Regions from separate parts of the Homo sapiens genome. Here region 2 is linked to region 1. The links are chromatin loops, found by intact Hi-C in ENCODE. Cell type or tissue: B cell. All regions are shown on one strand.

Evidence for each region. Hi-C counts contacts between places; a loop is a spot of excess contacts. Peaks named below come from ENCODE experiments on the same cell type or tissue, not always from the same donor. Only the 100,000 strongest peaks of a DNase experiment are listed, where the experiment ranks them.
Region 2: a loop joins it to region 1, with 15 times the contacts of the local background. A loop is called at or near these places in 3 of 110 quality-filtered maps.

The regions. Positions count from the first base shown.
Region 1 is chrX:70,453,238-70,455,737 of GRCh38, forward strand. It overlaps DLG3 (discs large MAGUK scaffold protein 3), which reads left to right. Exons shown (of 19, transcript NM_021120.4): 8 at 400-556; 9 at 977-1,079. DLG3-AS1 (DLG3 antisense RNA 1) reads right to left here. Exons shown (of 2, transcript NR_109801.1): 2 at 1-69. Among named protein-coding and RNA genes, the nearest start is that of DLG3-AS1, 1.5 kb to the right of the region's middle. RefSeq lists silencers at 1,541-1,967, 1,705-1,934. In B cell, a CTCF peak has its summit at 1,324 (motif pointing right); DNase peaks (open chromatin) are centred at 124, 1,334 and 1,714; H3K4me3 peaks cover 1,151 bases; H3K27ac peaks cover 1,019 bases.
Region 2 is chrX:71,197,165-71,199,664 of GRCh38, forward strand. LOC107985688 (a long non-coding RNA gene) reads right to left here and starts at 1,029. Exons shown (of 2, transcript XR_001755878.2): 1 at 745-1,029. RefSeq lists an enhancer at 1,172-1,351. In B cell, no CTCF peak of the experiment used is centred here; a DNase peak (open chromatin) is centred at 1,067; H3K4me3 peaks cover 1,433 bases; H3K27ac peaks cover 1,315 bases.

The sequences.
Region 1 (2,500 bases):
CACTGCCCCTAACTGCTTCCTCTTCTTGTGGTCCAGGGTCCATCACACGGGTTGGTAGGATAGGAGAATCTGGGAAGGAAGAGGACCAGTGAGTGGGCCTGAGATTTGGTCTCTGGAGTTCAGGGTAGGGATTTGTTCACCCGAGAGAGTAGGGGACTGTCCACTGGGAAGTTGACTGCAAGCCCTCGGGAAGAAGGGAGGGAAGAGGAACTGAAACTTGGCACCTGACAGAACAGCAGCCAAGCAGGTTTCAGGAGACAAAGGGAGGCTCAGGGTATCATACATAGGGAACCACGTCCTTACTCCCTACAGCAAGTATGGACCTTGTTCCAGGCTGGCCCTCAAAGGACAACAGTCCATATCTACCTAGTCCTGACTCCTCCACTCCTTTCCCACCAGAGAGCCTCGCAAGATCATCCTGCACAAAGGCTCCACAGGCCTGGGCTTCAACATCGTAGGAGGAGAGGATGGAGAAGGCATTTTTGTCTCCTTCATCCTGGCAGGAGGCCCAGCTGACCTGAGTGGGGAGCTGCGCAGGGGAGACCGGATCTTATCGGTGAGGAGACAAAGGAGAGGTGGGAGGATGGGAACTGTGCCAGTCTAAAATGGAGAGCGAGAGACCTTACTTCCTCCGAGGAATGCTTCTTGAGATGAAGGGAGGGCTAAGGACTGGAGAAAACTTCTCTTGTTTTTATAGACATCCTTAGTGACAGGGACCGGGACTAGACTTATCTTTGAAGAGGAAATGAATGCCTATTGGATCTTAACCCTGATTGGCATTTGACCTTTATGAAGATAATTGTTACACTAGAGATGTCGTATCCTTTAGGCCTTGTTTTAGGGGCAAGGTTGGAATATTGGGAAAGGCATCTAAACAGGCTTAGGGGTGGGGTACCCATCTCCCTCTCCTAACTGCTAATGCAGAGGACCCTCTTTCTTGCTTTTGGGGTGGCTCACAGCTTCTCTCTTTGGACAGGTGAATGGAGTGAATCTGAGGAATGCAACTCATGAGCAGGCTGCAGCTGCTCTGAAACGGGCCGGCCAGTCAGTCACCATTGTGGCCCAGTACAGACCTGAAGGTAGGAGAAGGGAAGGTGGGAAGAGATGATGTGGGGGAGTTAGACTTATATTATGTGTTGGCTTTTTGCCATCCTAGGTAACAAAGCCACTTGACCAGGTCCCTTCTACCTAGAGCAGTAACCTCTTCCTCTCTCCTTTTCCTGCTGGGTAGGGGTTGGTTTGGGCGGCTTGAAAGCATCAATTAAGGCTGTGCTCAGAGCCTGCTGATGTGGGCTGCAGTGCAGGAGAAGGCCAGTAGTGGGCAGCAGCCTACTGGAAGCAGCATCCAAAGATTAGGGCGACTGGAAAAAGGGGAGGGGGCGGAGGGCCCACAGGAGAAGACTGGGAACTGTGTGCCCTGGAAGAGGAGAGCAGCTCTTGGTTAGAAGGACCTCAGGTAGAAGAGATCCGACCTCTTAAGAGATCTTGGGCCAAACCTCTGTGACCCCCACTCCCCTCCCCTCATCAAGATGACCGTGAAAGACCCATAAACGCGCTGAAAAGGTGATACTATGCCCTTGGGATAGGCCAACTGGAGTCGACTCCCTCCCCTCCGGGGGGCCTTCTTTGTATTCTCAGTGAGCAGTCCTTGGCTGGGGCGAATGGGCGGGGCTGGTCATGCAAATAAAGGCGTTTGATTGGCTGGGGCCAACCGAGGCCCAGGTGCCGAGGTGAGCCGCGGGAAGGCGCGCCCTAGCCTGCGGGCCAGTGGAGTGGCCATTGGCCGGCTGAGGGCGGCCTCCAGCCGCATGCCCCGCCCCCTGACCCAGGAGGAGGGCGGCAGGCGCCCCTCCTTCCCCCCATCGCGCGCCTCAGGCGTCTCCTCCTCCTCCCTCCTTCCCCCTCCTCTCTCCTCCCCTCCTCCCGCGCGCCCCGCTTTGTGTCCGTGGTCTCCCGCGCGGGACGGAGGGACTGGCCGGAGCTGGCGCTTTCTCAGCACTAGATCTGGACTCCGACCCGGCGCCAGGTGAGGTGGGGCGGACGGGGGTCAGGCCCCCTCGCAGTCCCCCCTAACCTCTCTACGGCTCTGTTCTCAGCCTCTTTTCCAACACTGCGTGCCCCAATTCTGCCCTCTCCCTCGAATGCCTTCGTTGCGTGCCCCCAGGCTCCTTCTGAGACCCTCCTCAGGGCCCCTCGGAGCGCCGCGCGGGGCTCAGCGCCCCCTCACCCTACACTGGGCCCAGTCTGGCCTTCACCTCTTAGCCATCACCTCTCCCCCACAGCGAGCTGTGCCCCCTTCTCACCCCAGGGCCTCTGTCCTGCCTCAGCCCCCTTCCTGCTGGCTGCTGCGCCCCCAAGCAGCTCCCTAATCCCTTGCCCTAGAGGAATTTTCTAAATCTTCCCCTCCCCCGACACCCATTTCTCCACCCAACCTGTCCACCTCTGAGAACAGCCGCGACCGGCTTGGTATTCTGCCCCCTCCCTTTTGTTTGCAAGGGAT
Region 2 (2,500 bases), 740 kb after region 1:
TGTTATAGGATGTAAAGGAGATAACATATGTGATATGCTTAGTACAGGACCCAAAATTAAGTACTGAGTGTTAGCTATTATCATTAGTATTATTAATTTTACTGCAAGCTAAATTTAATAATTTAAATAATACTATTTAATTTAATACTATTTAAATTTAAATAATGCTATTATCATTAGTATTATTAATTTTACTGCAAGCTAAATTTCAGTGACTGGTGGAAATGTCCAATAGACAGTTGGAAATGTGAATTGAGGTGCGAAAGGAAGGTATGAACCAGAGATTTCTGATCTACCTTGTAGAGATAACAGTTGCTATGGGAGTGTGGCTAAGTCTCCCTGGAGGGCAGAGAACGAAATTTTTTTTTTTTTGAGACAGAGTTTTGCTCTTGTTGCCCAGGCTGGAGTGCAATGGTACGATCTCAGCTCACAGCAACCTCCACCTCCCCGGTTCAAGTGGTTCTCCTGCCTCAGCCTCCCAAGTAGCTGGAATTGCAGGCATGCGCCACCACGCCCGGCTAATTTTGTATTTTTAGTGGAGATGGGGTTTCTCCATGTTGGTCAGGCTGATCTTAAACTCCCGACCTCAGGTGCTCCGCTCGCCTCGGCCTCCCAAACTGCTAGGATTACAGGCGTGAGCCACGGCGCCCAGCCAGAGAACGGAATTTTACAGAATGTTCACATTTAGAGATGGTAGGAGAAAGGTCATAGAAAAGTAGTGGCTTGAGAGGGAGGGGTCCTTACCTTGGAGAGGATCTTTAAATTGCTAATCAGTGGCTTCATTTAAGTCCTCAGTCTCTGACACTTCTGCAGCATTGGATGCAAGTGACCTCTTAAAGCCTCCTTTCAGAATCTCTCTTCAGTTTCCATGGTGTTCTGTACACTTCGATCTTCTGTGATTATGCATAGATGTCACAGCTGAGAGCCTTATAGAGCTTACTTACTCCAGCCCCCTCATTTTACAAATGAGGAGACTAAAGAGCCAGAAAATGGAAGTAGCTTGTTCAAGGCTCACAGGCAGTTGTTCCTTCCTTGTCTTCCCCCCACCAGCTTTTCTCACTTCCCATGGTTCTTCGCTCTTTGCTCTCATATACTCATTTCCTCTTTCGATAAACTCATCTGTCTGCATAGCTTCTAGTGTTGCTTTCAGGCTTTTGGTTGCCAAATCCGAAATCTCTCCCACCCTTGCCTGCTTCAGAGCTGCTATCCCACCCTTTGTACAGTCAGCTAGGTGTTCCACTAACACCTCACACCCAGCATGTCTGCACATCATCTTTCCCCATACTACTAGCTTCCCTCTTTGACTCCACTATCCTATTCATGGCACCTCCATTTTCCTAGTTAGTTAATCCTTTACCAAGTCTGGTCAGTTAGTCCTACATAAAGCCCCATGCAGTACAGTCGTTAAGCATATTCCAGCTGTAGGAAACCTTAAAGGTACTTATTTCTCCAGCTTCGCCTTTTTCTTTTTCTTTTCTTTTTCTTTCTTTTTTTTTTTTTTTTTCTGAGACGGAATTTTACTCTCGTTGTCCAGGCTGGAGTGCAATGGCGCGATCTCGACTCACTGCAACCTCTGCCTCCCGGGTTCAAGCAATTCTTCTGCCTCAGCCTCCTGAGTAGCTGGGACTACAGGCGCGTGCCACCAGGCCCGGCTAATTTTTGTGTTTTTAGTAGAGATGGGGGTGTGCCATGTTGGCCAGGCTGGTCTTAAACTCCTGACCTCAGGTGATCCGCATACCTCGGCCTCTCAAAGTGCTGGGATTAAAGGCGTGAGCCACCACGCCCAGCCAGCTTCGCCTTTTTCAAAAGAAAAAATTGAGTCTGTGGGAGGCAAGGCAATACAGCCTGTGAATGGAAGTCAAGACTAGAACCCAGGGGCCAGGCGCAGTGGCTTACGCCTGTAATCCCAACACTTTGGGAGGCCGAGGCGGGCAGATCATCTGACGTCAGGAGTTCGAGACCAGCCTGGCCAACATGGCAAAACCCCGTCTCTACTAAAAATACAAAAATTAGCCGGGCGTGGTGGTGGGGGCCTGTAGTCCCAGCTACTTAGGAGGCAGAGGCAGGAGAATTGCTTGAACCCGGAATGTGGAGGTTGCAGTGAGCGGAGGTCACGCCACTGCACTCCAGCCTGGGCGATAGAGTGAGACTCTGTCTCAAAAAAAAAAAAAAAAAGACTAGAACTCAGGGATATTGGAAACCCCATCCAATGTACTTTGTACCACACAACATTGCCTCTTGCAATCTTATTATATTCGTCACTTCCTTTTCATCACTATTGCCACCTCCCTAGATTAAACCTTCATAATCTCATGCCTAGATTGTTGACACAGCCTCCTACCTACCTTTGCAGCCTCTAGCCTACTTAGTCCCCAGTGCACCCCGTCACGTTAATCACCCTAAAGCACTGTTTCTACCTTGTCATTCTCACTGAAAAGCTTTTAGTGGTTCCTCACTGCCTACCAAATAAAAAATAAAATTCAAATTTCCAAGCCAGGCA